Regions from separate parts of the Mus musculus genome. Here regions 1 and 2 are each linked to region 3. The links are chromatin loops, found by intact Hi-C in ENCODE. Cell type or tissue: heart. All regions are shown on one strand. Links, peaks and the distances in the headings refer to the core of each region. The heading gives the core; the rest is flanking DNA. Region 1 overlaps Cacnb2 (calcium channel, voltage-dependent, beta 2 subunit). Region 2 overlaps Cacnb2 (calcium channel, voltage-dependent, beta 2 subunit). Region 3 overlaps Cacnb2 (calcium channel, voltage-dependent, beta 2 subunit).

Evidence for each region. Hi-C counts contacts between places; a loop is a spot of excess contacts. Peaks named below come from ENCODE experiments on the same cell type or tissue, not always from the same donor. Only the 100,000 strongest peaks of a DNase experiment are listed, where the experiment ranks them.
Region 1: it touches region 3 in a loop (2.8-fold over the local background); 5 of 42 quality-filtered maps call a loop at or near these places.
Region 2: it touches region 3 in a loop (3-fold over the local background); 5 of 42 quality-filtered maps call a loop at or near these places.

Annotation. Positions count from the first base shown.
Region 1 is chr2:14,818,164-14,828,696 of GRCm38, reverse strand. The region is part of intron 2 of Cacnb2 (calcium channel, voltage-dependent, beta 2 subunit); the gene reads right to left. Among named protein-coding and RNA genes, the nearest start is that of Gm13269, 56 kb to the right of the region's middle. In heart, for the core only: no CTCF peak of the experiment used is centred there; DNase peaks (open chromatin) are centred at 4,676 and 5,446; H3K4me3 peaks cover 884 bases; H3K27ac peaks cover 2,055 bases.
Region 2 is chr2:14,829,255-14,839,787 of GRCm38, reverse strand. All of the region lies in intron 2 of Cacnb2 (calcium channel, voltage-dependent, beta 2 subunit), which reads right to left. Among named protein-coding and RNA genes, the nearest start is that of Gm13269, 67 kb to the right of the region's middle. In heart, for the core only: no CTCF peak of the experiment used is centred there; DNase peaks (open chromatin) are centred at 4,627 and 4,717.
Region 3 is chr2:14,925,094-14,935,626 of GRCm38, reverse strand. The region is part of intron 3 of Cacnb2 (calcium channel, voltage-dependent, beta 2 subunit); the gene reads right to left. Among named protein-coding and RNA genes, the nearest start is that of Nsun6, 120 kb to the left of the region's middle. In heart, for the core only: no CTCF peak of the experiment used is centred there; a DNase peak (open chromatin) is centred at 5,546.

The sequences.
Region 1 (10,533 bases), core at 3,572-8,571, 110 kb after region 3:
GAGAAGCTTTCCAACTATTTTTATTGAACATTCAACCTTATTAAACTAAATCACAAAAACAGCCACAAGCCTGAATCTAAGAGGGAGATTTCTGTCTCACGGGGTTTCATGCCACAGAAATGCCTACACTGCTATAAAAAACAAAATGGAACTACAATGATATTTTTATTGAATATGCTTTCTTCAAATTCTTCCTAGGCCTCAAGGAGAGGACTGATAAGTGGCTATCCTGAGGTGCTTTAAGAATGTTTTCTGATGTTCTTGTGGGATTTCTAAAAGTAGAAGCAAGTGATGTCTTTGGCTTTTTTTTGCCTGGACTATTTCCTCCAACTAGGTTGACTTGCCTAACCTTGACGTGTGGATTTCTACCTAGTCTTGGCACTTGTGATGCAGTTGATACCCTTGGAAGGCCTGCTCTTTTCTGAAGGGAAACAAAAGAAAAATGAATATAAGGGAGAGGAGGGACCTGGGGAAGGAAGAGAGGAAAAACTGCTGTTGGAATATAATGTATGAGAGAAGGGGGAGGAGGAGGAGGTGGTGGAAGCAGAAGAGATAGAGGAGGAGGAGGGGGAGGAGGAGGAGGGGGAAAAAGGGGAAGAGGGGGAGAAGGAGGGGGTGGAGAAGGATATGGAAGAAGGGGAAGAGGAGGAGGTAGAAGAAGAGGAGGGGGAGGAGGTAGTAAAATAGGAGGGGGAGGAAGAGGTGGAAGAGGAAGAGGTAGAAGAAGAGGAGGGGGAAGAGGAGGGGGAGGAGGAGGAAGAAGAGAGGAAGTTGTTTCAATTTCTAGGTCTTTCTGACCTCTTAAACAGGACAGTGAAGAGATTTAAAAGAATTAAAAATAAACTAAATTTATTTTCTATGTTTAAAACAAACAAACTGCAACTAGAGAGATGTTTCAGTAGATAAAAGTTCAGTTGCCTAAGTATGGGAACCTGAGCTTGGATCCCTGCTTAAAGCTGGGTATGGCTCTGTGCCTGTAACCTCTATACTGTGGGGAAGAGAGTACAGGAGGGTCATTTAGACTTGAAGGCCACAAGATTTGCTCCCTGTTGAATGACAAATCCTTTTAAGGAAATAAGGTGGGGAATGACAGAACAGGATGGATGCTCCTGTTGCTCCCATGTCCATACACGCACCCCTAGCACTATTAACTATCTTGCTCCATACTAGGAGACCAGGGCTAGTATCAATAATAAAACCACATCTTTTGTTATAATTACACTGAGAACTGCTCTCCTATTACACAGGAGCTCAAAGCCCTGTTTGGTCTGAGTCACTATGAGGACAAGAAAAAGCATGGAACAAAATGGACATTGGAAGGTTGATGTTGGCATCGCTGGCCCAACCTTCCCAACAAGAGCATGTCCATCACAAGTGCTGGTAGTGCAGATAAGAATCTTAGATGACTGCACAAGGCAGATTTTGTTTTCTTTGATGATGAAAATGCCACTGTTAGATCCCAAAGCTAAGAAATTAGACTAAAGTCTGGTCATTACCATTTGTGAGGTTAACAAACAACATAATTTACAAAAATTTACATTTACAAAAATTTACACTTAACAAACAACATAATTTACATGAAGAACAAAATGGCAATAACTTCAATGCCTCTTATCAAGAAACAGTATGGAAAATGCTAGATTGTGTCTAAGAACTAGAGGTCTAAACTCTGGTCTTATATAGCAAGATCCTAATCAAATGAATCATTTCTCTAGAAACTAACAGGGCCTGGAGAAGGGACCTTGTGGCCGTGTGGCTGCCCCTTTTTCTACTGGACATTTAGAGACCTGTCTCTTTTAGCATTGAGAACTGGACATTTTTTTCACTGCCTGGTTCAACCTGTAGCTTCCTGCATGCTGGGCAGGTGCTCTACCACTGAGCTACACTACTAGCACATGGCTAGTATATTGTAATGTTAGCATTGCCAAGCAAATCATTTCAGAAAGAAATATAAAAGGCACAGCCAGAGAGAATAAAAACATTTACACCTACTTTTTAATGGAAATATTTCCATACATCTGAGAACTTAGTCCATAGAAATTATTCAGTGGGTCAAAACTATATAGTCTGAATTCCAATAACTGGGCTAGAGAAATGGCTCATTTGATTAGGTTCTTGCTATGTAAGTATAAGACCTGAGTTTAGATCCCTAGCACAGAAGATAGTTTTGATGAGGTGTCACTTTAAACTTTAATTATTCAAAAAAGAAAATCCATTCATTTATTAGTCTTATTCAAGCACAGGCACAAACTCATAAGAACAAAAGTAGACATAGACCTGTCATTTCAGGTACTCAGGCATCTGAGGCCTTAAAACTAAGCAAGTGAGGTATGCTGGTGCTTGCTTGCCCATGATCCCAGCACTGCTGGTGCTTGCCCATGATCCCAGCACTGCTGGTGCTTGCTTGCCCACGATCCCAGCACTGCTGGTGCTTGCTTGCCCATGATCCCAGCACTGCTGGTGCTTGCTTGCCCATGATCCCAGCACTTGGGAGGCTGAAGCATGAGGATCCTGACTTTTCGACTAGCCTGAAGTCCATAGAAAGACTGTCCACTAACCCCAAACCTACCAAACAACAATGAAACCCTAACATGAGAGCTACCCAGGCCAAAGGGAACAGAAAGCCCAGGCTTGGGAAAAAAAGTTCAAAAGAAAAAATCTCCTTGGGAAAATTCCTCAGCCCTTCAAGGCAGGAATGAGATGAACAGGAGATAAATAACTCATTTAGAGTCATAGAGATTACCACTACTGTTAAATCTACTGTTAAACACCTCTGCCATTATTATCCACAATGTCTTTGCTGAAATGACTCAAAATCATTGGTTGAATGCACTTAGAATTCAGATTGTGAATTGTACATGTTCCTAATTAACATCTCTCTGTAGGAAAAAACAATGAAGCAACCATTTCACTTCTGATAAAATTCTTTGAAAGTAAGCAAGCTTACCAGAAATGATTATTCCAGGTGTCACTGAAAACAGGAACAACTAAACAGGTTGACTCACTTCTATATCACACACAATATTTTAAAATGTGGCCAATATACCAGATTTCTAGCATCCAGAAATCCTTTTTGATCGTCCAACCAATTGTCAGCCATAATAAAGCCTTAAAGAACGGAACTACAACTATAGACCATTTTACTTTCAGCCTTGGGGACCAAACCCAGTGCATTGTGCACCCCAAGCAAGGTCTCTACCACTGAACTACGTCCCCAGCCGGCAAGCACACAAAACTGAATGTGCACCAACAGAAAAAAGTTCTGTACCTTTAGAAAACATGAAGTGAAATCCAGCCACGAGTCACAGATAATTAAGCCATAGTCACTAAGCACATGGAATTAGGCCACGTGCCCTCAGGTTTACTGGCTGGGCTAATAATATTCTTATATAATGGCATCCAGAACAAAGAAGCAGCACACAGCTACTTTCTTAGCATGTATTTTCCTGTTCTTAAACTAAGAGCACTGTAGGTTGAAGCAACCAGGAAATCCAGAGAGAACTTTTAGACAATCTGTATTTAATTGATTATAAAGTATTTGTGCATCCTGCTAATCACACTTGTAAATTCAGACTAATATTCATGAGCTCTAGTTTAATTGTTGGTGATGTTCTTTTTCCTAAAGCTTTTTCAGAAACTGGAAAACAATATCATAAGCAATGTGATTTGCTTGAAGTTTCTCCTTAAAAACAGGCATCATTATTCCTAATCTTAGACAATGCATTAGATATATAATAATAATTTAATGATTATTATAAAATTATATTATAAAGCATGCTTTAAATGTCATTAATAATATATGATGTTTTCTGTAAAAGTTCTTAACCTGAAGATGCTATCAGTCTTTGCACGGTAAAGCTCTGTATTTTTTTTTTTTTAAAGTATTTTAAACATTAGACTCTCCTGTCTGGACTTCATAAATTAAAAAAAAAAAAAAAAAAAGATAAACTGCAATACAGTCTTAGTTTGTAACACTTGAAGACAAAGCTCCCTGATTTATATAGAAAAGTCCCCCAAAGAATGAAAGAAGCCAAATGCACAGCACCCAAGTTGTCAGAGTGATCTACAACAAGTGACTGCTCCGAGCCAGAGATGCGTTCTTCTCCCCACCAAGTCCCTGGCACTCGAGTTACTAATGGAATCGCAGCAAGATTAGGTTTAAAATTAAAGTTACTATTTTAATTGTTTAACCCACCTTAGTATTCAAACACAATGCATATGATATTTCCAGCAATGACTAGAATTTTTTTTTTTTTTTCACAGCAAAGCAGCTAGCACAATTGTAGCTTGGGCTCATGGAAACGTTGACATTTCTCTCCAAAGCACACAGTTCATTAGGACAGCCCCCCCCCCCCCCACACACACACACACACACTTCCTGCCTGCTTACCCCAGGAATACTGGATTGAGTCTGAGAAGACACCAACTGCCTGTCAAGCATGCCAGACGGGTTCCAACAGTGTACAGAACGCCAGAGAAATAGTGTACAGCCGCAAGGACCAGGTACCAGCTAAAGGTGGCTTTGCCTCGCACGGGCTCCGGTTTTCCCTGAAGTTTGAGATGTGTAATCTTAGTCAGTATGACTTCATGACTTTCTAACGTACTTCAGATGTCAAGAACTCCCTCTGATTTCAGGACCACTTCAAGCAAGGCAGAGGAACCCATCACAGTTAGTTACCAAGGGCCAAGTGGGAGGGGCTTTTTCTACTTTGAATTACGTCAGCTGGCTCAGAAGAGAGACGCCTGTAAACTTGTCAAAGCAAAGTAACACTTCATTAATATCAGATGCATGCCTTCAGGCAGCACTGGCCACAACAGGGCTTTTAAAGCTACTTTCTGCGCAGAGAACAATAGATTACACAATCCGGTATACTCTTAGCATTCAACTACTGTCCTGAAAAGTCTTGGAGAAAACTGAAAACATTCTCCTACCCAATGCCCAGTGAAGAGAAACTTTTTTTTTTTAATTCATAAAAGTAGTCTCCCCCCCCCCCGTCCCCCCCTCCCCCCCCCCCCCCCGCCCTCTCACTGTCTTCCAAGTTCTCCGAGATCATAATTGATTTGCAGTCATATTTTGCTTGGTTAAATTGATTTTCTTTAAGATGGAAGACTTCTTCAAAAGACAGTTTTCAATTCAGGTGTGGTGTCCTAAAGTCCCAGGACTCAGAGACTGAAATAGTCCTGTGAGTTTAAAGCAAGCCTGAGTTATGCAGTGGAAGCCTGGGTTACAAAAGCAGAGCCTATCTCAAACTCCAGCAACAGGAAAAGCAACCAACCAAACAAGAAGTTTATAAAAGGGAAGCAATTACTGCTGTGCCCTGAGGTCATCAGTACAATGCATATTACAAAGAGTTACTATCTGGGAAATGTAAAACAGGTGGCTCAGTAGGGGATAGTCTGGCTGCAGTGTGAAGGCCTGAGTTCAAATCTCTAGCCCCACTTGAAAGGCAGCCAGTGGCTGCATGCCTGTAATTCCAGCAGAGTTGCTGGGAGAGGTGTAGACAGGCAAATCACTGTGGCTTTGTCAGCTGTCCCCCTCAGCTCCACTGAGAAAACCCAGGCCAAAAAGTAAGGCAGAGAGTGACAGAGGCAATTGCCAACCTACAAGCTAAAGATATGTTTTCTAGAAGCTTCAATTTTGAATTTAATAACAGGGTCTCACTAAAGTACTCAGGCTAGCCATTTAAGCACTCTGTAGCTCAAGTTGACTTTACCTCAGCCTCCCAAATAGCTAGGTTTATATATTTGGGTCACTGGACAAACTGTTTCACACTTTTAAATAATTGGCAAAAAAAAAAAAAAATCCAAACCAAAAGGGCATTTTGTGACACAAAACGAAAATTATGAAGGCTCTATTTAAGGTCACTAATAAAGATTTATAACGACATGGCCACTTATTTTTTACAGTTATTGTGGATGTTTTAGTCTTACTGCAAAATAGAATAGTGACAGGGTGGTGTGTGATTCACAAAACTTTCAGTATTTCTTATGAATGTTCCAGAGAAGCTGGACAGCCCCCGACAACAACTATAGGTGACAGGTTCATTTGGTGCACCCCTGGGGCACAGATTTGTATGTACTGTGCCACTCCATTTATATAAAATCCTTGAAATGAAGAGCAGTGCAGTGGCTTCCAGAACTTAGGATGGTAAGGTGGCTTTAAAGCTGCAGCCTAAGAAGTGACCTGATGCTGAAGGTGAAGGGGCTCATACCTTGGACTCTATACTCACACTATTCAGTAGCCAGATACTCCTGTCTGTGGGTTCAGCATCTATGGAATCAACTAACCATTTAAAAAATAGTGCGTTTGTACTGAACATATAATTTTTAGACAATAATTTAATAAAAATTCACAACCAGTCTCTAATTGTTCCCTATTATTTACAGTAAGTTCCCTAAATAAGTCATCATACTATTAACAGCATTACAATGTGTTGAGTGTTGTTAGCAATTTACAGGTGCTGTATAGGATATGTATACTTTATAGGTGACACAAAGCTGTTTTACACAAAGGACTTCAGTATCCATGGGTTTTGGAATATAGGAGGCTCTAGGTGCCAATCACCTTGGATACTGAGATCTGACACTACATACCCAGATTCGATATTACACATTACCATGCAGGCAGTTAGGCACAATCTTCATGGCTGGAGTGGGCTTTTAGCAAAAACTAGAAATGACCTAAATAGAAAAGCAAATGAACAAACTGTGAACTACTATTTTGTAGTGAAAGCGAATGGCCTAGACCCTTAAAAGTTAAGTACATATTAAGGCCTGGGAAACTGTTGCCTGTCTACCCAGGCATTTTATGCTGTTATAAGGAAACTTTCTCATGTACTGTTACTGTGAACGTCTTCATTCCTGAATTAACCATTAGCCCAAAGTCTGTTAGGTTCTATGCTTTGGTGTTCTTGAAAACCAATCACAATAGAAGTTATGTGGAACTGCTTTGTATAGATAGCCAAATAAGTTGGACCCAAGATCTCCCTGGGAATTGACACCCTACTTGACAGAAAGGGACAACCTGGTACCCAAGTTGGTACCTGGTTGGCAAGTTGGGACATGAATGCTATATAAGTCAATGCTCAATAAACTACCTCTGTCTGACTGACATGTGGTTTGTGGGGCAAGTCCTAGACTCTAATACACAAAGTCACAGAGCAGCACATCACTAGTAACCCATGTACAGCTATGCCCTTTTCTCTATAGCTAACCCAAGACTCATGTGTATAACTGTGCCCTCTTCTCTATAGTCAAATCACGTTGCCTCTTAGAAGCCACTAAGCTCACAAGTATGAGGTGCTCTCATTGGATTTTGACAACTATTTCTCTGATAAATGATGTTCAATACCTTTTCTAACACCCAAAGGGACTCTAGTCAGACTGAGCATGATAAACATGGCTCTGGCAGGGCCTTGCCTTTCTTTCTCATTCCCTCTGCCTTGCTAAAAACCATGAGATTAGATTACTAAGCTAGCCACCAAGGTCCATTTCTTTATTTGGCCACGTCCTCCTTCTGAGGGTGAGTAACAAGGTCCAGCTATCAAAGTATTGAAGTCCAGCAATCAACAACTCCCTTCCAGTCAGTGCCAGCTCTGAGTCACCTTGGGTTCGAACTCAGTGGATGGTCCCACAGTCCTCAGAGGACTCTGAGCAAGATCTTAGGATCACTGGTGAGTGGAACACAACATCTGTTCCAAAGCAATTGTGATGGGCCTGTGACAGCAGGAACAAGGACATGGGAGCCCTGTCTGACCAGCAGCTTGGGTTCCTTCTGATCATTACTGGTACACCTTGGTTTTGAACACACCAGACAGCCCCATGGTTCTTAGAGGAGACACCATTTCCAGGAGCTGTAACATGCCCAGGATCTTCAGATTCCAGGATCCCAGGATAACAGGAGCTTGGTCACACCAGGATCTCAGGGTCTCAGAGGAAGCTTGACTGCCAAAAAAACTGACACACCCAGAATCTCAGGTTCACAGGAGCCCGGGATCACAGGATCACAGAGAAAGCTGGACTCTGAGGAGTCTTGAACCAATAAGAATTATAGGAAAGATAGGCTCCATTCAAATATATTGAGGGCAGCAAGCACTTGAGATAATCAGATGGCAGCAGGCAAGAATAAGAACAGGAGCAACAGAAACCAAGGTTACTTGGCATCATCAGAACTAAACTCTCCCACCATACCAAGTCCTGGATACACAATCACACAAGAAAAGCAAGACATGGATCTAAAGTCACTTCTCATGATGATGATGGAGGACTTTAAGAAGGAAATACAGGAAAACACAGGTAAACAGCTAGAAGCCCTTAAAGAGGAAACACAAAAATCCCTTAAAGAGTTACAGGAAAACACTGTCAAACAGTTGAAAGAATTGAAGCAAACCATCCAAGATCTAAAAATGGAAGTAGAAACAATAAAGAAATCACAAAGGGAGACAACTCTGGAGATAGAAAACCTAGGGAAGAAATCAGGAACCATAGATGCGAGCATCAGCAACAGAATACAACAGATGGAAGAGAGAATCTCAGGTGCAGAAGATTCCACAGAAAACATGGACACAACAATCAAAGAAAATGCAAAATGCAAAAAGATCCTAACTTAAAACATCCATGAAACCCAGGACACAATGAGAAGACCAAACCTAAGGACAATAGGTATAGATGCGAATGAAGATTTTCAACTTAAAGGACCAGTAAATATCTTCAACAAAATTATAGAAGAAAACTTCCCTAACCTAAAGAAAGAGATGCCCATGAATATACCAGAAGCCTACAGAACTCCAAATAGACTGGACCAGAGAAGAAACTCCTCTTGACACATAATAATCAGAACAACAAATGCACTAAATAAGGATAAAATATTAAAAGCAGTAAGATAAAAAGGTCAAGTAACATATAAAGGCAGGCCTATCAGAATTACACCAGAACTTACCAGAGATTATGAAAGCCAGAAGATCCCGGACAGATGTTATACAGACCCTAAGAGAACACAAATGTCAACTTAGGCTACTATACCTAGCAAAACTCCCAATTATCATAAATGGAGAAACCAAGGTATTCCATGACAAAACCAAATTCACACAATATCTTTCCACGAATTCAACCCTTCTAAGGATAATAAAGGGAAAGCTCCAACACAAGGAGGAAAATGACGCCCTAGAAAAAGCAAGAAAGTAATCCTTCAACAAACCTAAAAGAAGATAGCTGCAAGAACAGAATCCCAACTCTAACATCAAAAATAACAGGAAGCAACAATTACTTTTCCTTAATATCTCTTAATATCAATGGACTCAACTCCCCAATAAAAAGACATAGACTAACAGACTGGCTACATAAACAGGACCCAATGTTTTGCTGCATACAGGAAACTCACCTCAGGGACAAAGTCAGACATTACTTCAGAGTAGAGGGCTGGAAAACACTTTTCCAAGCAAATGGTCCCCCAAAACAAGCTGGAGTAGCCATTCTAATATCAAAGATCAGGAATTCAAGGCCCATACCTAAACACAATAAAAGCAATATACAGCAAACCAGTAGCCAATGTCAAACTGTGATCGCCCATGGCCACAGGAACCCGGGCAGGCTGGGGCTAAAAGAGAATAGATGGCAAGAAAAGACAAGGCCAAGACAAAATTCTCATCAAAGCTCCAAAATTTACTAATAATCTGTGCTTATATAAGCAGAGAGCCCATCTCCTGCAGATCCATTCTTGATGCCTGTAGCCAGCCTGTAGGAGATCTGCCTGAGAGAACTGGTCTGGCAAGTAGGTGTAAATTACTGGATTGCTTGTTCTCTCTGGAATATTTCAGGAGCCTCTCAGCAGGTAGCACTGTCTCAGAGAAGAACAATGTGGGTGACAGAACAATAGAACCATCTAGGTGAGAAGGCTCCACCGCAGGTGGTCTCATTTTCAGTGGTGGCAAGGTCTGAGCCAGCACACTCAAGGCTGGGGGAGGCTACATCAAACTAAATGGAGAGAAATTTGAAGCAATCCCACTAAAATCAGGGACTAGACAAGGTTGCCCACTTTCTGACTACCTATTCAATATAGTACTTGAAGTCCTAGCCACAGCAGGTAGACCAAAAAAGGAGATCAAGGGGATACAAATTGGAAAGGAAGAAGTCAAAATATCACTATTTGAAGATGATATGATAGTATATATAAGTGACCCTAAAAATTCAACCAATTTTTAATTTAGAGAACTCCTAAACCTGATAAACAGCTTCAGTGCAGTAGCAGGATATAAAATTAACTCAAACAAATCAGTGGAATTTCTCTACACAAAAGATAAATAGGCCGAGAAAGAAATTAGAGAAACAACACCCTTCACAATAGTCACAAATAATAAAAAAATACCTTGGGTTACTCTAATTAAGCAAGTGAAATATATGTAGGATAAGAACTTCAAGTCTCTGAAGAAAGAAATCAAAGAAGATCTCAGAAGATGGAAAGATCTCCCATGCTCAAGGATTGGTAGGATTTATATATTCAAAATGGCTATCTTGCTGAAAGCAATCTACAGATTC
Region 2 (10,533 bases), core at 1,819-6,818, 94 kb after region 3:
TCTTTCTTGAGCTATGTCTGTTTCGAATTATGAGTATTTTGTGTGGGAGGCTGTACAAAGACAGAAAAAACAACCTTGAATAGTTGATACACTGGACCTTAAATAAGGAGGAATGTGGCTCTGTTAAATTTCAGGTAGTGTATATCAAGAATGTCACAATGTTACATTTTATCTCAACATTCCAATACAAAGAAATACTTCAAAAGGAGGTTTTATTTTCCTATAGCCTTTAAAAAATTATGACAAAACCCTTGCCAGACATTGTTGTAGTTCAAAGACAGAATTTCTTCCAAGAAAGCCATCATGTTTAAATTAGAAATAATTTAACCAAATATAGCACAGACTCCGGGTTTGCAGAGATGAGGTTATGCACACTTTTGAGTGCAAATGATGTGCAACCTCAGGTGTCACTTCAGGGAAACAACACCACAAAGACAGAGAAAACTAGGAGAGCCCAAATTCCCCTGTACTTATGCACAACTGGTCATCAAATAATTGTGACATAAAAACAAAGGAAGTTAGAAGCTTTAAAGCTAGTAAGAAGGCTAAATGCACTTGCTGCTAAGTTTGATAACCTGAGTTTGATCCCTTGGTCTTGTGTGGTGAAGGATATAACTGATGCTACAAGTTGTACTCTGACCTCCATAAGTGTACTGTGGCTGTATTTGCCACAGATAGACATGCCCAGACAAATTAAGTAAATAAAATGTAATTAAAAGTATATCCCTTGGGGCTGGAGAGATAGTTCACAGTGGTTAAGAGCACTGACTGCTCTTCCAGAGGTCCTGAGTCCAATTCCCAGCAACCATATGGAAGCTCAAACCCATCTGAAATGGTATCCAATGCCCTCTTCTGGTGTGTCTGAAGACAGTGACAGTGTACTTCAATATAACAATAAATAAGTCTTTTTTTTTTTTTTAAAGTATATCCCTTATATTCTGGTCAGAATTTCAAGGCCAGAAGCAGGTGTAACTCTGAGTCTATACCAGACCAGAGGCCAGTCTGGTCTACATTCCAAGCCAGTCAAAGGTACACAGTAACACTCTAACTTTCAAAGAGGTGGAAGAGGGAGAGGAGGGAGAGGAAGGGAAGAAGGAGATGAAGGGGAGAAGGAAGAGGAAGGAAAGGAAGAAGAGGCATTGTGGGTAAGAAGTAAAAAAAATACTAAAAAAAGTAGCTGAAAAAACTCAGGTGCAACAGCAAGTGAATGGGATGAGACCTTCAATGCTCATTGACTGCTAAATAAATTGGCCTAGATCTGCAAGAACATGTGGTTGTACTATTATGGGAGTTAAAAGTAGACTGTGCTTTGGGAATGAACAATTAATAATTTTGACTTAGATCTGATAATGGCAGTGGAGAATCCATAGTGAAAATGTACTGCAAGGAACTGAACTTCTAGGAATAGGATAGGTCATTTTTAAGAGTATTTAAGGCTAGGCTACATAAAGTTCAAGATTGCAACCATCAAGAGATAGTTTATGACAGTGGGCAAAAGAAGAATGGTTAAGATAAGATTTGGCGGGATTGCACAGGGATCTAGGGAGATGGCTGAGTTGTAAAGTGCTTCTTATGCAAACATCATGACAATAGTTTGGATCACCAACACTGATGTAAAATAGCTGAGCACATCTGTACTCAACAGCACTGATAGACAGAACCCTACATTTACTACTTAGTGTAGCCTCCCCCAGCCTTGAGCAGGTTGATTCAGATCTATGCTGCCACTGTGAATGGAACCACCTGGGGTGGAGTCTTGCATTCTATTGTTCTATCACCTTCCACTGAGAGGTGGAAAATGTCTTCCTATTTCTGAGATAGCTGACAATCTGTGGAATTGGAGACCTAATGCTAACAGCTCTGGAAGACTAGTGCTAACAACTTGGCAACAAAGCATCAAGAAGCCTGGCATGTCAGGAGACGGGCCTCCCCCTTTATAAGCACAGACTCTTAGTAAACATTGGGCCTTGATCAGAAATCTGTCTTGGTCTCCTTTCTTCTCTCTTTCCTCCCTTACAGCTCCAGCCTCCCACTGAGGAACCCAGTTCGTGTGGCCACAGGTGACACTATACTTAGTACCAAGTGTACTGAGAAACTCTCTCAAAACATAAGGTAGAGAGCAAAGGAGGAAACACATCAGTCCCCCTCTGGCCTCCACACCTTCACACAAGTATGCAAGCACATACATGCATATTACACCCACATAAACATACACAGACAAACACAGGAGAAGAAGGTCATCTGAAGCATTTCTGATTCTGCTGTCCATGTTATGTAGGATAAAAAATATCTCAATTAAAAGTTTTGACAGACATAAAGAATCTGTAAATAACCAGGTTATTTTTAGGCTCCCTTCACTATTTGTTTCTCTTAAGCACAATTACCATCTCTTGCCACAACTCCCCTTTCCTTCTGCTGCTTTGTGTCCCTAGCCAGGCTTCTGCTTCATAATCAGTTGACTAAACTATATTTAGTAAGTATTCTGAACTAAGAAGACTTTACAAGCCAAGGTTATTGTCACCTTCTATGGAAATCCAGGTGTCACATTGTGAAACAAGATTGTTTCACATAAGGAGACAGGAAGCTCATTAGAACAGAAATTTTGTTTCATTCGATGTTGTATACCAACAGCACCTGGCACATAGCAGTTTCTCAGTAAATATTTATTGACTGAATGAAAATGCTTGTTTGTTCCCATTTACTTATGTGGGAAACTTCATTCATTGATGCCTTAAACATGTGACATTTACTACTCTGATGATGATAATATGCTAGATATGGAGGCCTCTATGGTGGATAATGAGGTTGTTGCTCTCAGTGGAGCTTATATCTGGAGGGATAGGACTGAAAAGGCTGTTTCTGAAGTGTGTTAAAGCCTTTGTGCTTATCTCTGCAAAGGAAGAGCATTACAGACCATTTGTAAACAGCAGCCAGTGGTGCAAACATACCACATGGAATGTTACGGTCCCATGTAGCTGCAGGCTGGTTCTGCATACACCCACTGGGTGTCTTATGAAAAGCAATAAAGATTAGACAATTATTAGATCTTAGGCTTTACTTCTATTTTGTTCAAGGACACAGAACTTTTTGCCTTAGGTATAGCATATACCTGATTTTGTAGAGACAAAATTTCCATGTAAATCAATTGAAGATTTGTTTAGAATTTTACCAAGAATGGATAAGCATTGCCACCCATGTGCCACAGTTGAGTTACATATCACCACGAATCTGCCTTTAGATGCTGCCTCATAGACATCCCTTCTATAGTGATGTGACTAACAACTTTACCATATCAGCACACTTACACATTCAAATACATAGTGTGTGAGCAGAGTTGAGTGTTCTGTGTGTTAAGATGGAATGGCCATCTGAGTGCATTAAAGGTTGAAGGGAGGGGAGCTGGAGAGATGGCTCAGCCGTTATGAACACTTGCATTTCTTCCAATGGACCCGGGTTTGATTTACAGAACTCACATAGGACCACACAACCATCTGTAATTCTAATTCCAGGGATCAATGATGTCTTAAAGCATCAAGCACATGCATGGGACTCAGACATCTATACACATAAAATAACATATGTTAAAACAAGATTGGATTGGAGGGTCAGGGAAGAGCATTCAGGCACAATCCAAAAGCAAGAGCTGTGAAAATGGAAAGAACTTGGGTACTTCGAGTTTTAAAAACAGGGACGATGAGAGGGTACAGAGCAGGGGACAGCCTAGGAGGCAGAGTTTGGAGCTTCTGCTGGCTGGGTCTATAATGAGCATGCGTAAAAGTGAATGCTGAATAGTTTTGGAAGGTTTGGGTGAAAGAGGCATCAACATTTCTGAAGAAACGGGGTGGAGCCTCAGATTTCTTGATCCAGGGGCTCCCTCCAGGAAGGAATCCTAACATACAATAACACAGCAGCTATGGGGTGGGGCGATGCCTCAGCAGCTACAACTTCTGGGATCTGTGTGGTGCAGAAACCCATGATTTCATGTAAACCATATAGATATTTTGTCTTAGACATATTTAAACTAGGTCTTATTTGAATTAGACACTTCGGAGGAGAGACATGGGTCAGTGGACAGAAGAAGCATGATCAGCTGGGGGTCCACTCTGGCCTTTCTGGTTGATGTTATGAGCGGAATGTTTAGCAGAGGCACTTTCACAGCATGAAAGAAGCACAAAAGGAGTTGCATTTATTCATGTTTTATAATCATTCACACAATCTCACTTATTATCCCAAGAACAAGCCATGTATAGAATATCACTAAATGGTCAGTCACTTATGAAACCCCATTTTCCAAAGGAGGTTTTGAGTTTTAAAATGGTATTTTTTTCCTGTCATGGTTTATATTTGGCAAAGAAAAGTTACAAGAAAAGTTTATGAAACAAAATCTCCATATTCAACAACTATGGATCTAGAGAGATCACCACAAGGCATTTGAAGGAGGACATTAAGCACCCTGACAGTCTGGAATAGCTTTGTTTTCAAAGTGACTTCTGAAGAAAAAAACCCCATGTGGCTCAAATAGTTATGTCATATTTTAATGCTCGGAACCCTGCCAGTCTGCATACACTGTGCAGCTAATGAACCTATTTTTGGAATGTTCTAGGGCAGGTACCTCTAGCTACTTACTGCCTTGTTTCTCATCTGTTCCCCATTACCCTGTACTTGGGCCTTTGCCCTGGTATGTCATGATACTGTCCTAAAAATGCCCCCTGGACACCTGTAAAAGAATATGCAAAACAACCACAACAAAATACAAATAAGACACAATGACCTTAGTTTCCTTCTAGCCTCTTCTGTGTCCTCAGTGGAATCCTAAACAGCTGACTAATCCACTTCCATCTGGCTTTATGCCTGAACACAAGTGTGTTAGATCAAGTGCTATTTTTCTCTCCTCAGAAGACTCCCACAGCCTTCTGACCTGGAGCACATAAAGGTACCCGGGGAGGACAGAGTGCCGTGTGTAGATTGTGTGAGCAAGTAATAAAAGGTGGAAACGCAGTAGATCTCTAGGTCATATTACAATGGCAAAGGTTGGATAGCCCTGCATGGGACCTCATCAAGAGTCTCATCCAGAAGAAGCCGTGTGTGTGTGTGTGTGTGTGTGTGTGTGTGTGTGTGTGTGTGTGTGTGAAAGAGAGAGAGAGAGAGAGAGAGAGAGAGAGAGAGAGAGAAGAGAAGAGAAGAGAAGAGAAGAGAAGAGAAGAGAAGAGAAGAGAAGAGAAGAGAAGAGAAGAGAAGAGAAGAGAGATGATTACCAAGCTGGTGATTAACCAGCTCAAATTAAGAGGAAAAGAACACAGAGATCTTTAGCAAGTATTTGTTAAATGACTTGTTTTCATACTTTATTGGACCCTCGAGTTCCATGACAGAGTATCATCACTACTTCAGGATTTAAGATAAGGAACTTGATTCTTAGAGATAGTGGGTAATTTGTCCATTCAACTGGTCAAGCTTGCTCTAGATTAGTTTTTGCACTGCCGGAGATTGGACGGAGGCTCATGCCTATGTGACAAATGTGTTCTGCCACTTAGGTAGAACTCTAGACATCTGCTGATATATCTTTTAAAAGTTTTTTTGTGTATATGGATAGTATATGTACTTATATGGAGGTACACCTTTTTATTGCTCATTTCTGGAGTCCGAAGGATGATGTCAGATGTCTTGCTATCTCTCTGTACCTTAGTCCCTTAAAGCAAGGTATCTCACTAAGCCTGTAGCTTAGTAGATCCAGACATGCTCCTGTCTCCATACCCACAGTGTTGGGTTTCAGGTGTGTGTGGCCACACCTAGCTTCCTATGTGAGAAGTGAGGATTTAAACTCAGACCCTCAGGCTTGCAGAAAAAGCACTTTTACCCACTCCACCATCTGTCTAGCCCCAAAGTTACAAATACTTTTATGTATCAATGCCATTCTAAAGGTAAACTAGAATATAGACTTGTGCTAAGCCCAGGAAGAACTATTATTTATCCTAGAAATATAAAGCATTGCTTAAAGCATTTTAACATCAATGAAAGATATCAATTGTGGGGGTAAATAGACTGCACTGGCATTCTCAGATGCATAAGGTTATCAGTGAGGTCTTTCTTGCCATAGAGCAGTAAAGGTTTAAGAGCTAAGCTGGAAATCAAATTTGTTTTCGAGAACCGGATTTCAATGAACCAGGGAAGTCAATAGTTCTGTAACCCCCAGTGTAGTAGTTCTGATGTTAAGGTCCTGTTCTCCAATTGATTTTTGATCTATCAGTAAAGATACCAGGAGTCAATTGTTGGGCAGAAGGAAAGAGGTGGGACTGCTGGGTCCCTGGGGAAAGAGGCAAGGAGAAGAGGGAGATGAAAGGAGTTTTCACCATGCTTTGGAGGGAGAAAAGCTGACAAGCCATGTGAGATCTCTGGTGGAGCAGCCATAGGCCACTTCTCCAGGTGGGATGTTAGGGTGTTGAGCTGGGACTAAAGGTAACTGAGCAACTGAAGCTGAGGGGTGCTGAGCTAAGAGTATCTGGAAGGGCTTGCTAGCCATGGGGGATTAGTAGCGCCCAGCAATTGAGCCAAGAAAGCAGTGTGTGTGTGTGTTTGTGTGTGTGTGTGTCTGTGTTTTTTCATCAACAGATCCAATATTCTCTAGGTGAAGGCTGGTAGCATGATCTGCCCTGAGTTTGAAGGGGGTAGCCAAAACTACACACTACACCCCAGAGCCTTATATACTCTCTTATCAAATATTCACTTTCTTTCTCCCTCCAACTAGTTCGTGATGTTTCAGTGGCCCATTTTATTTTAATGCATATCATATTCTGAATCACCATAGATTAGTCGACTATGAAGAAAGGAAAATCATACACTAAGAGTGACTAAGAGAGACACTGGAGCCAGTGGGATAGTGCACTGAACAACACACCTGATGACCTCAGGTCCATCCTCAGAATCCACATGGTGAAAGGAGCATTGACTCAGAGAGTTGTCTTTTGCCACGACAAACGTAACTATAGTCATGCAGTCACATGCAAAGTACATAAACAAATGTTTAAAAAAGTAATGATAGTGAGCTAAAAACACTTGAGAAGATTCAAGTAATAAAAATTCCTTAAAGTGTATAAAATATTTAGATTTTATGTAAAAAATCATGTGGAGTTTTGAAGTTTAAATTTTTCTTTTTAAGTATAGCATCATTGAAAATTAAAAGATAAGTGACATTATTGTCTAGGAATCACATTATTCTGCACAAAAAGATTCTAAGAATTCTTTCATCAACTTATTATAGAAAAGACCATATTTTTCTATTGCCAAATGAATATATGGTTATAACATTTCATGGAGAAAAATAAGTTCATTAAGACATCCTCTAATTTGGGCTGGAGTGGTAGCTCAGCCAGTAGAGTCCATATACAATGGAAGCTGGAGCTAGAGAGGAAGAAGAAAAGGGAGTGGCAGAAAGAAGAGGAAGAAAAGAACAGAGGAGAGGAGGTGAGGAGAGAAGAAAAGACAGGTGTAGAGCTTTGTATTTGTGACCCACATACTAGAGTGGCAGAGTCAGACCATTTTCACTAAACAGGAAGCTCCAGGCCAGTGAAAGATACTATCTCAAAGGATAGGATGAGCAAAATAAAACAAAAAGGTGAATGGAGCTGTGTCCCCAACTCACACCTGTATCCTCTTACCCACACATATTCATGAACACATCACACCATATCGTATGATTCCATAATTCACAACAATGGCAAGGACATAGGGTGTCTGATGGATTCAAAACATATTTTGGTATCCAATCCCTAATGTTTATGATGGTAGCTATATACTCCTTCATTTGCTTAAATGAGAAAGTCTAGTATACTAGCCAGTGACTTCCAAGTGCTAAGCATCCTTGTAAAATCTTCTTCCTTAGAATATCACAGACTATGAGATGCTTTAGGCACATTTCCTGTACTATTATGCATAAAACAATTCCAACCAACTCCACATAGTGTCTTGTATTCTAATAGCAAACTAAGCAGTATGTGTTCTGAAAACCTTTGAGTCTATTAGAATGAAACTCCTCCGAAGGCACAGTAGGTAGAAAACTAAAGAGAATGGGTGGGGCTTTTTACCAATGAACCTCTGGAATTCGTTTAAACCATGCACTGCTTATTAGGCACCAATTACAGCTAGTTAGTCTTTCCCATTCCAATGATCAATTCCTCTGTTCTTTACTTCAGTGTCCTTCTGTGATAGCATTACTGGCCAACTTCCACCATGTGAGAGCATTCACTTGGCACTGGCATGCTCTATCTTCACAGCTTGGTGAGATAGAGCAGCCATGTTCTCTGGTGTTACTGAAATAAGCAAGACCAGATGCTACGAATTTCCTGCTTCACACAGAAGCCTAGAGTGGTACAGGATGGGATGTGTACAAGGCATCTTGATTATATCATGTGGAGGATAAATGAGTATCAAAACAGAATGGCATTACCTTTATCAGGATAAGAATAAACTACAGTGAGGTTGATGTGAGCTGTAAAGTGCACTTAGGGGTTGAATACAATCAATCTGGTCCACTTCTAGAGAACTCTCCTGCACACGAAGAGGGACAATCAGCAGGGTATAAAAATATCACTGGTCAGGGGCTGGAGAGATGGCTCAGTAGCTAAGAGCACTGACTGCTCTTCCAGAGGTCCTGAGTTCAATTCCCAGCAACCACATGGTGGCTCACAACCATCTGTAATGGGATCTGATGCCCACTTCTTGTTTATCTGAGGCCAGTGACAATGCACTCATATACATAAAATAAATTTAAAATATCTTTTAAAAATATCATTGGTCAGAGACTGGTCATCAGGGCACATATCCTTGTCAGAAAGTTCCAAATTAGCTCTGGGCAATCATTAGGGGGTGGAGGGGGTGGGTGTAGCTATAAATATTGAGTCAAGATTTCTGTATTTTCAGTGCATAACCATTTTTATTTTTAAAGTATATGCATGAGTATTTGCACATACCCTGTGTGTGCCTAGTGCCTGAAGAGGCCAGAAGTATGCATCAGATCCTCTGGAACTAGAATTACAGGAGGCTCTAAGCTGCCATGTGGGTGTTGGGAACTGAACCTAGCACCCCTGCAATAGTGGGAAGTGCTCCTGACTCCTGAGCCATCTCTCCAGCCCCATCATCATCTACAGTTTTTAGCCTTGTATAACCTGTCAGCCATCTTAAAGTGCTGAACTGGTGATGGAATCAGCAAAATGCTTCCACATTTTAGAAGGGGCTAGCAATTTTTAAAGAAATGTGACCGTCATTTTAAAAATAAGCTATATGATTTTTTTCTTAATTTGGCAATTCAGAATATGATTTAGTATTAGACTGAAATTCATTAACCTTCTTTCCTTTGCTGTATAGTAAAGACAGAAGAATTTATGTAAATACATCGGTTTGCAAATCATTTCTCTCAGCTTGTGCAGACCACTCTATAATATAAAGCAAGACAATTGTGAAAATATTTTGAATTTCCTTAAGTGTAGTTTAAAGTTTATTTTTTTACATCTAATTAAAAATGTAAGTAGAGAGAATTAAGGTATGAGGCAATGGCCAATATACAGCAAGGACACAGAAAGCGCTGGGCTCAGTCCAGGCTCTCCTTAAGCATCTTTCCTATTTAATAGTGCTTACTTTCTCACAGAATTTTCTTTAGATCCACAACCCACCTGGAAACTGGATGGATAGTGTATGTAGATTGATCTATGATTATAATCAACAGGCATGAAAATAGATTTTGTTGAGAACTCTGAACACTAGTGCACATTTCTCCATGGGGAGAGGGGGAGGGAAGAAACAAAATATACTTAATTATTACAGACATATCTTTACATTTATATACATTCCCATTAGGAATGAGTCTATGTTCTAATTTACCAGAAACAGATACGTTGAGACAAAAAATAATATTAACTGGCTTTTTATTTCTAACCAGTCACCTCAGATGAGGAAACATCATGTTAATAATAATGGCTTGCTCGGAGGGGATTGAAAATGGATTTTCGTTTTGAGTTGACTTTCATATGAAGTTTATTGGGTGATCTGCATTAGCTCAGCCTAAGCAAGGAAAGTTCTGGTCTTAAGATCAGCTGCCCAGTCCCCTTTGCCTTGGCTACACACAGTGCCTAACTTTCACAACATTTGGAATGTCAAGTTTATGCTGCAAGGGTGCAGAAAAACGTCCTTGAGAGGTCAGGGATTCTACTTGGCTGTAGAAATCAAAATGACATCTATTTTCTCAGCCCTGAGCACATACTGAATTAGCAAAGGAATAGTTGCTATTCATGCATGCTTTCCCTTATTACCTTGGGAAGTGTTATTAATTGATGAAAACTGCTTTTCCAGTCTCTTTAAATGAACAGTTCTCAACAACATCTCTGCCAAGTAGTTGTCCCAGGGACAGTATCCCCCTTAAAAATCAGGCGGGACCAGTGAACTGGAGGCTCTGAGAAGTCCAATCTTATCACAGCCTGGCATACACCTGCAAATCACCATTTTCCTACCAACACAAAGAAACAATAGTATTGAGGTCTCTTAAAA
Region 3 (10,533 bases), core at 3,614-8,613:
GTTGATTTTCATTGATATCTGCAAGAACCAGATATTGCTGACAGCCCTGCAAATGCTGTAGAGCCATTTTAACAACTCACAAAGTTCCAAAATACATGTCTGCAAGTAAAGTCATAGAGTATGTGCATATTCACGTTTTCTCTTTTTAAATACTCCCCTCCTGTTTTTTCTTTCTTTTTTCCTTCCTTCCTTCCTTCTTTCTTTCTTTCTTTCTTTCTTTCTTTCTTTCTTTCTTTCTTTCTTTCTTTCTTTCTTTCTTTCTTTCTTTTCTTTCCCTTCCTTCCTTCCTTCCTTCCTTCCTTCCTTCCTTCCTTCCTTCCTTCCTTCCTTCCTTCCTTTCTCTCTCTCTTCCTTCTCTTCTCTTCTCTTCTCTTCTCTTCTCTTCTCTTCTCTCTTCTTTCTTTCTTTCTTTCTTTCTTTCTTTCTTTCTTTCTTTCTACCATCTATTTATCATCTATCTACCTATCTACCTATGCATCTATCATCTGTCTGTCTGTCTATCTTGAGGCAGAATCTCATATACTACAGCCTAGCCTTAAGCATACTATATAGGCAAAAAGGATCCTGAATTCCTAATTATCTTGCTTCTACCCCTCAGGTGCTGGGACAACAGGCATGTATTACCACTCTCAACTCAGAATTTACTATCTAACAATGATACTCAACATTTGCTTTATGGCAGATCTGACTAGTGGGATGAAGCTTGTCAAAAATGAAAAAACAAGTCCTATGACCACCTGAAAAGCTGAGATTACTACAGAAAGGTAAACCAAGGTAGCTGCATTATGAATCAAGCTACATAGACTATTCAGAAGTATATAGACTTAAACCAAAACTACTAGAGATTTTCTTGTAAGCCCCCAGTGTCTATAGATGGAACAAAGAATCATAAGCTAGGGAGAGACATTCATGGTAAACACAATTTTAACTGAGACCTACATTTAACCAAAGACTTAATATTCAGCTATCAATTCTGCAAGCAACATTAGTTTGAGAGGGAGCTGGAATTTTAGAACCAAGTTAGACAGGTAGGGCAGGAAGATGGATTAGAAAGGAGCAGAACTGAGACCTCCAGATTCAGTTGGTTAACTGGGGTTAAAGAAGCCAGAAAAGTGACTGAGGCCAGGAAGCCATTCAATGAATATAGAAAAGGCCAAACATGGCAGGTCACAAGAGCTCTACAGGAGATGGACTGAGTGCCATAAAGGATCCAGGAAGAGAGCCGACTCTGAGCAATCCCAGAGTGTGACATTCTAAGTGCTGGCATTCTTGAAAAACAGCTCAGCAGAAATCACATGTGTAGGGGTTATGCTGATGTTGGGTGGCAGGTGCACAAGAGAGGTTTATCCATCAGAAAACATCTGTAGGACATTTTATGACTCTGCTCAGTCCTCTTCCTCATGTCCCCTTTGCTCATTCCTTCTTCCATTCTTTTAGGTTGTTTGAGATACAGTCTCACTGTGTACTACCAGGCTAAGAACTTGCTCTTTAGAGCAGGCTGAGCAAGAATTACCAACAGTCATCCCAGTTCAGCTTCCTGAGCCCTCAGGCTTCAGCCACTGCTTGCCTTCAATCATTCCTTACTTATGTAAGTTATAAAACAAACATTTTAAGGTCCCTCTGAGTTACAAGGTCAAACACTTTCTGGCAGGGACACTGAGTGGTACGGTTCCCACTTGGCAAATGAAGAAAATCAGATGGCATCCCCAAAGCAGATGGGCATGTGTAATAGAGAAGCTAGCCCATAATTGAAACTCCCCTACCCCATAATTTCTGCTCCAATTTTAGACTTTGGTTAACTTACACACTGGAGGAAGTGGAAAAAGCCAAAGGCTTTAACCATGGGCAGTAGTTTAGCAAAGACTACTGGCACCTGCGTAATGGCTTCCTCTCAGAAGCAGCAAATAACAGTTATAAAAAGAGTGAATCCTTAATGGGTCAAGGCAGATATTTTTATATAATTTTGTGAGAAAAAGATAATTGGTTTTTATCATGTGTAAATAATTCCTTAATTTTAAGGCCTTCTAGAAACAGTTGTATGAAGACTCCTTCCATATTATACCACATCTTGACATATGGCCATGTAGTGTGGGCAGGTCTTGGAATGGCACCTGCCATCATATATCTGACAATGTTGGTGTGACTCACGTACTCTCACCCTCCTGGCTTTGCAGGTGTGCCTCTGTGACAAGATCCAGGCCCATTAGCGGGAGAAGGTGGCTCCCCTTCATCTTTTTATTTATAAAAGGCTATCCTTTTATTGTTTTATTCTGCCACCAGCAACACCTTCTGTTCCTAGCAGTCAACAAGCAAGAATTTGAATGTTGAGCAGAGGGAGCCCTGTGAGGATCAGACGAAAGGATTGTACAGACTGGCTGTCCTAAGATTTGAAGAAGGGGTGATTTGGCTGTGAACCAGCTGATCCAAGTCCAGCGGTAAGAAAAACCTGTGACGAAACACTGTAAATTATATTGCTACAGGGTCTTTGGAGTACTGAAGAAGTTAATGTTTAATTATTTATGAAAAATTATAACCATGCAAAACTATACACCCATGCAGAAACTGAGACAGCATTTTGAAACAATGAAACTGAGTAGAGCAATTCATTAAAAAAAAAAAATCTACTGCTGGTTGTAAACCAATATATGCCTTGAATCTCAGAACTCAGGAGGCAGAGACAGGTGGATCAGTGTGAGTCCAAAGACAGCTTGGTGTGTATAGGGAGTTCCAGGCCAGCTAGGTCTACAAAGGATGACCCTGTATCAAAAAAGTAACATTAAATTGATTTATTAACTAATTAAAATTCAGCAATTAAGAAGTATATTGACATAATTCTTTGTCCTCTGAGGTCAGAATAGCATTTCAGCCCAAGAAGATATTAACTATCTTTTATTAAAAAATCCTAAGCTGGGTTTTGAATTTATAAAAATCCATTGGTGATATTATGAAGTTATTTTCATTAATTCATTTCTTTTTAACCTCAACCCTTTTGGCTGGTTCAGGCATCTGGTTTCCTTGGATGAGGACAGAAATGCATTTTTATAAGCTTATTTCTAGGAAGTGAGTACAAAGATGAAGCTTTTATCTTTAAATATTCATGGTTAACTAACATGCATATTATATGCATATTATTGATTGAAAAATATGATAGATAACAGGAAAACAGGTTGAGCATGTTTACATTTTTTTTTAACAACAATAAATGGAAGTGAGACCTTCAACCTCAGGACCCTATTACTCGTCAGATGGAATAATCAGTATACAAATAGAGATTTATTCAAATGCAATCAACCACTAACCTTGTTCTTCTTGATGGCCATATATTACTCACAAGATATGGGTCAGATTTAAAGATTTCTAGTGTAAATCATGCAAGGCCTGTAGAACTTGGTGAAAGAATGTAACTTCCGCCTCAGAGAAGCCAGCAGGCCTCTGCTCCTCGGACTTGAGTGCAAAGTAGGTAGATAAGACTGGGACTGCCCCTGCTTCTCAGTAACTCACCTCATGAACCTGACACTTACAGGAGTCAGATTTGGAGCTTCCAGAGTCTTTGGGGATTTGGTAGAACTAAGCAAAAGTAACTTGGAACATCTACAGTAATTTCTTATAGAACTCATGCAGTCCATTATCCTTGAGGTTGGTTTTGTCTGCTTTTACCCAGGGACTTCCTATGTACCCCAGGTTGTCATCTAACTCAAATTCTTCCTGCTTTAGTTACCAAGCATGGAGATTGTAGCCATGCACCACAACATGAGACTTTATTTACGTTTCTTTATTTCTAATCACCATGTACCTGGCAAAGCTATGTTGTTACAGATTTCTAAGGGCAGAATTCATCTTCCTAACTTAGCTTCTGAACTCCCTGGATCCTTTTATTCCATCCGTATAAAAGAAACATGGAAGGGGTTGTCATAAGAATACAGTAGGATAGGAACCACTTGAAGCTGAGCCAGGAGGATGTCAACCTCAAAGCCAACCTGGGCTAAATTACAACCCCATAGCAAAAAGACAATGGTCAAAATTTATAGTCTGAAGAAAGTTGTGATCTTGTAGAGGATACAGTCACACAAGCAATTGTAATTCACAGCACAAAAGAATGAAGTATAGAGCTGGAGAGATGGCTCAGAGGTTAAGACAGCTCTTCCAGAGGTCCTGAGTTCAATTCCCAGCAACCACATGGTGGCTCACCATATAGAATCTGTATGGGATCCAATGCCCTGTTCTGATGTGTCTGAGAAATGAAGGGGTTTCTGGACTATGTCCGAGGAAGGAGCTTAGAATAATTATGAGTCCACAAAACTGCTCCAAAGTGGGAAGCCACTTGAGATGGATGACAAATAAATAGGGTTCCTTGTTCGCAAGCTGCTGCAACTGAATGAACACCAGTACTTATTCTCTAGTTACTGTAACTGCAGCCCTCCCATTCTTCCTCCCCGAAGCCCAGGGAGGGCCTCAGCTCATGTGTATGCTACTTAGACTGTCACTAGCACCATAGACTATATTGTTACAGAGTCTTTGGGGCACTGAAGGAGTTAATGCTTACTTCATGCAAATGTCTAAACATGTGCATACTATACATGCCCCACAAAACTGAGTTCCATGCAGTATAGTATCTACTACTTTATGTTGCTCTGCACACTTTCTGCAGGTCTTACAGCCAGACTGGAATTTCACCCAAATGTGACCTGTGTGGGCTAAGACCCATCTTATAGTCACCACTGCCTTCTAGGACTTGACATATGTTAGACATGAGTTATTTCTTTGTCAGTCTCAAAAAAATCTCAAAAGTAGATTTAAAGTTTTCCAGAATGCAGATGAAAGTTGCATATGAAGATTTGGCATTATTGTCTGTATATCAGTGCTGACCCAAATCAGTAAATACTGAAATGTCATCACAAAAGGAGAAGGCAGGACAGGCTTAGCATTTCAGTCATGAAATTCACAAATATCTTACTTGAAGCTTTTCAAATTAGGAGTCCTCTATTTATCGTATTCCACTTAAAGCATTGCTTCTAGAAAACCTGGAAATTAGTTTGAGTTTCTTTAGGCTTGCTTCCATGGAAGCTAATTTATTAACATATGTTTCTAAGTGTTGTTATATGACTAGCCATTATTAATTAATTTTGTCCCAGCCCCATTAAGCAAGGTTTTCTTTTAAACAGCACATTATGAAATCCCATGAAAATGAGGGCATTTGGTAAAATGCATGAAGGTTTCCCCAGTTACAGACTACAAAGGAGTTTAATTTTCTTCTCTCTGCCAATACCAGGACAGACCTCTTTGGTAAGACTTTCATTTAACTCAAAAGTTAGTGGCCATAGTCAGAATAAAAACCCCATTTAAAGGACAGGAAAGACAGGTGAAATGGACTCCCACTCCAGTGCCGATGGGTTCAACTATGGGAATGACTGGGAGGTTTTATTTGTCCCTTTGGAATTCTTGGCTCCATGGACTATCAAGGAGTGTGTGAGATAAGTAATGCCCAGGAAGGGTGGGTGTGATCAGATGTGTCTGTCAAGTGTTGGCACTCTCTCACTGGGTTTCGATAACTGAAGATCAAGTGCCAAAATGTCCGCCAATGAACCCTTTATAAAGCAGGCAGACATGGATGTTTATCTTGAGTACATGACTGGAAGGGACCCAGGCACAGTGCTTGCTTCTGTGTGTATCCTGTGAATGGTAATGAAGTGTGGCATGGAGCAGTGAAGAGACAAGAGACTCATGCCTGGGGTTGGAAGGAGAGCCAATAAGAGGTCTAAAAGGCCAACCTAAGGCCAGTGAGCAGATATTCTTATTCTTCCATTAATACATTTTGCCTCACTGCTAGTATACATTTTCATCAATTCAAATACAATGACAGACATCTATATACTCAGCCAGTGTCTATCTAATGAACTTGGATATCTTGGTCCCAGTTGTCTCTAACTAAGTACCCCCAAGCATATCCTGGTGATCCCACAACTCTCATTTCAAGAATGACGTACGAATAACTAGTTTTCCTAGCCTTCCCATTTTGTTTGACATCATCTTTGTCCTTTCTCACTGTCCACTGACCACCACAGCTGTGTGTCCTACTTGCTACTTGCTTTGAAATGGATTCCTTCTCCTCCAGTCCCCACTATCACTTGACAAAATAAAATATGTTTTCTTTTCTCCAATTTTGTTTCTTTGTCAACTTAAAAAGGAGTAAGCAGAGTACAGATAAGAGATGAGGGCAGCAGAGATTAGTGTCTCACTATAGGTATGATAATAGAATATATTCATGCCGGGACCATTATAGAGAAGAGAAGCCAGGAATGAGCACATTGAGAGTAAATCAAGAGCTCTGATATGCACAAGCTCATTTTGAGATCCATGTGACTATACCATGAATATCAAGGCCATATGGGCATAAAACCTGAAACTCTGGATGGCAAGTACAACTAAGGAAAATATATGAACCATGTTCTAAGTTAAGATTTTAAGATGTTGAGATTTTTTTTTAGTAATTTATTTATTTTTATTTTATGCACATTGGTATGGTTTGGCCTGTACATATGTCTTTGTGAGATTGTCAGATCTTGAGGCTATAGACAGTTGTGAGCTGCCACATGGGTGCTCAGAATTGAACCAGGGTCCTTTGGAAGAGCAGTCAGTATCCTTAACCACTGGGCCATCTCTCCAGCTCCAAGATGTTGAGATTTTAAGCAGAGGTTAAAGAGCTTGCATCCCTTTACTGTCCCCAGTTTTTTTTTTTTTGTTTGTTTTTTTTTTTTTTTTTATCAATGGTTGTCCAGAGAACATGATGTCACAACAGCTAACAGCTGAGAGCATTTCAAGTTGGAGAGAGCAACTGATTATTTTGAATGTTGCTGACAGCTTAAGGGAGATCAGGCCCAATTTATGACTATTTGACAGCCCAGAGACTGTTGGTGACCTTGCTTGGATCCTTCTGTTAGAGTTTTGGGGTACCATCTAGATATGACAAGGTCAAGAAGGGAGAAGCTATATGGGCCAACCTCTTGTGAAAGGTCTGACTGGAAGAGAGTGGAGATTCATAGGCCAAATCAGAAGATGCTGTGATATAGGGCTTTATGCTTTTAGAATGGCTATGTGAATTGTCCAGAGATGGACAGCAGGAATTCAGTAAGATGAAGGATAGAGAAAACTATCCTCAGAGGAGGAGGAGGCTGCTCCTATTCTAACTACATACCACAAGATTAGGGAGCAGAGGGACATAATGCATAGGAAGTTTGATTGGGTCACAGAGGAACACAGTGCACAGGACGTTTGTGGAGAAGGGGGCACAGAGTATGGACTCTGGAATGATGAGAGCGTGGCTACCTGTGCACAACACTCTCTAGGTGGAGAAGTCAAGTGGAAATCAAGGAAGGACTAATGAGTGACCTTTCATGGTTTTAAAGTGAAGAGGCAAACTAAAGATGGGAGGTGAAGTTTGAAGAGAAGGTAAGAAAATCATCTCAGATCACATGAAAGCAAACTCTAGTTATATATGCTTTATGAGCAAGCTCCTATTTACCTGCTTTTGGTAGGTACTGTGAAAGATACTTTGATGGTTTCTTATATTGAATATTCTGTCCTAGGAGCCATAGAAATTTTGCAGAGAAAGACTGGGTATCAAGTCTACTGGGATTAGTCATAACAGGGAGAAGAGGGGCAAGGTGAACTTTTCATTCCATAGAACTGGGTAAGGTGTTGCCTGGTGAGTAAAGCAGTGTCTTTTCTTGCAGTGAGTATATATCAAAAATGGAGAGGAAGAGAAACAGCTGCATCTCCCCAGAGCTCCAGAAAGAGTTCAGTATGTGGAGGCAACTATGTCTTTTCAGAGACTGAGTGAATTTCCTTCTGGGGCAACAAAGGGTAGATTGGGATCTTGTAACATGTCATGTTTGAAGAGTTCCAGACCTTTAGCAGGGCTATGATCTCAAAATATAGAATACATTTCCCATGGGGAAAACATGGACTCTGGATTTGGAGAGAGTTAATGAATGACATCATACAAGGTAGGTAAATCCTAGGACAATGTCAGTCCAGAGTGACGCATCTGTCACAGATTCATTCTGGACAAAACTCAAAACCTCAGTAAGAAACCCTAGAACCATGACCATGAGCAGAGGGTCTCTGTAAGTGAAGATAACTGCAGAAGAGACTCAGTGTAGAAAGGAGGAATCACACTGTGAGGAAATGGTTTAAAAAACATCATGGTCTGACAAAGAGAAAAGCTTCCTTGAAGTGTGTTGGGAGGTGCATGTCCAGAACATGTGGGGCTGGAGAGTAGTCAGAGGTTAGGTTCAAGATGTGGTATACATTTGTGTGAAGCCAAAGCATCAATAAAAGAATTGAAAAGTAATTTTATGGATATTCTTTTTTTAATGGGTGTTCTTTATTATGAATTTTTTGTCTTATAACTAGGTCTTAAATTTTGTTTAATTTCATAAAAATGAAATCTTAGGGAAAGTTCCAAATGATACTAACAACATCATTCATTTGGGTAAATTCAATATGTATTAAGTGCCTATGGTTTTTAGTATACAATTCTATCTTCATGAAGTTTACACAATATGTCAGAATAATTACAGGAGAATCCCCCAAATACAAATTGTCAGCCATGAAAAATGAATCAGAATAAAATTTTCCTAAGTTTTCAGTTACATGATACTTGATATTGACAAATTTGTTTCTTGTTTTTCAGCTGGGAGGTTAATATTTTTTTATCTCCAGCAAGTATTAATGGGAAAATGTTGATTCATTTGTTACCAAGCATATTAATAAATTTTATTACTTATTTTCAAACACACCTCAAGTTCTTACATAGAATTGAATACTGTGTATTTTGAAAGGAACTATGTCATGAGCATCAGAAGATAAAAGGCTGATGGAAAGATCTTCCTCACTGTCATCAGAACAGCTCCAAAATAATGGCTCAGCAAAGCATATTTGTATTCAAGAGCAGTAATCATCTAAAAGAATTAGCCATGCTAAGAGCAAGTAAATTATATTATGCTAAAAATAAGTTGTGTTTCGTCTTTTTTCTTTTTTTTTTTTTTTTTTTTTGGTATTTGGCTCTCTAAATATGTTGTTTGTCCTAAAGATAGTTTCTGTGAAGGATTTCTAGTGTGGCAGAGAGAGACGGCACACATTTAAACAAGTACTACAGACAGTCCCTAGCATTGTCAAATGAGTGAACCCAACTAATTGTGTATGGTCTAAGAAAGAATGTCTGTTTTCTGAATATAAATAATAGGCTTTCACTTGAAGCTTCTTGGAGATTGTTTGGACACCCATGTCCACAGAAGCATTCATAGGCAGAAGTGAAGTGTTTATCAGTAGATGAAAGGATAAACCAAGTCCAGCATTCACAAAGATGAGCCCTAAGGAAAGAAATTCATATCTAACTACACACAGAACTGGATACTACTACGGTAAGTCAACCCCATCAGAGAAGGACGAGCTCTGTAGGAGTCCACTGGCTTGCATTTGGAGTAGTTAAACTCCTAAGCATCGAAAGCAGAACAATGGCTTTCAGGGACAGAGTGGGTAGAGTTGAGTTTTTGATTGGTATATAGCTCAATTTGGGATTGCTGAGCCTTGATTCAAGAGTTGTGTGTAGATTTATCAGTTAGACTGCAAGACCCAGAGGAACAGGGGGCTTGCTGTGAGATTGTGTCTCTTATAAATGTCAGAGAAACTACACCTATAAACTCTCAGCAACATGACTGGCTAAGAATGACTCAAACAAGGACAACATGAATAGATATGCCAATGTGGAAGATGGCTTCAACCATAGACAAAGAACTACAGACAACTAAGGAATGGGAGAAATAGTCTTCTCCAGGGATGAGCACACTAATTGGTTATACAATACCAAATGACCAGCACTGAAAACATACATATACAAGTAACATTATATGGATTGAGTAGGTTGCATTGTGTGCTTATGAACACACACACACACACACACACACACACACACACAGTAACAAGGAAAAAGAGCCCATAGTTTTGAAAGAAAAAATCAGGAGCACACAAGGGAATGGGAGATAGTGGTAATGGGAGGGTTTAGAGGAAGAAATGATGTAATTATATTATAATCTCAAAAACAGAGTGTTCTGGAGATGCATCAAGATGGTTGTATTAGTATATAAATGGCTTACACTGTAATGCCTTAAGGCTGCGTTATTAATAATGTAAATTCATTTTATATTTTGTGAAATGTGTTACATTAAAAACTGCAAAATAAACTTATCACAAAAGTGTTGGAATAAGGTTTTAGTGGTAATATATCATAAGACTCTATGACCTTTTTAACAAGAGGAGAGTTTTCTCAAGCCACAGACTATATTCTTCTCAAAACAACTGCTATCAAGTAGATTTTCTCATTTATTATTTGAAGCCTTGATGACAAGTGAAATCCATGTAATATCCATTTTGCAAATAGCCATAGTTACACTTTTCAAATGTATCATAGTGACCACAGGAGACTCTCTACATTGTTGGGTCAATGACTGCGTAACAACAAGACATATTAAGACT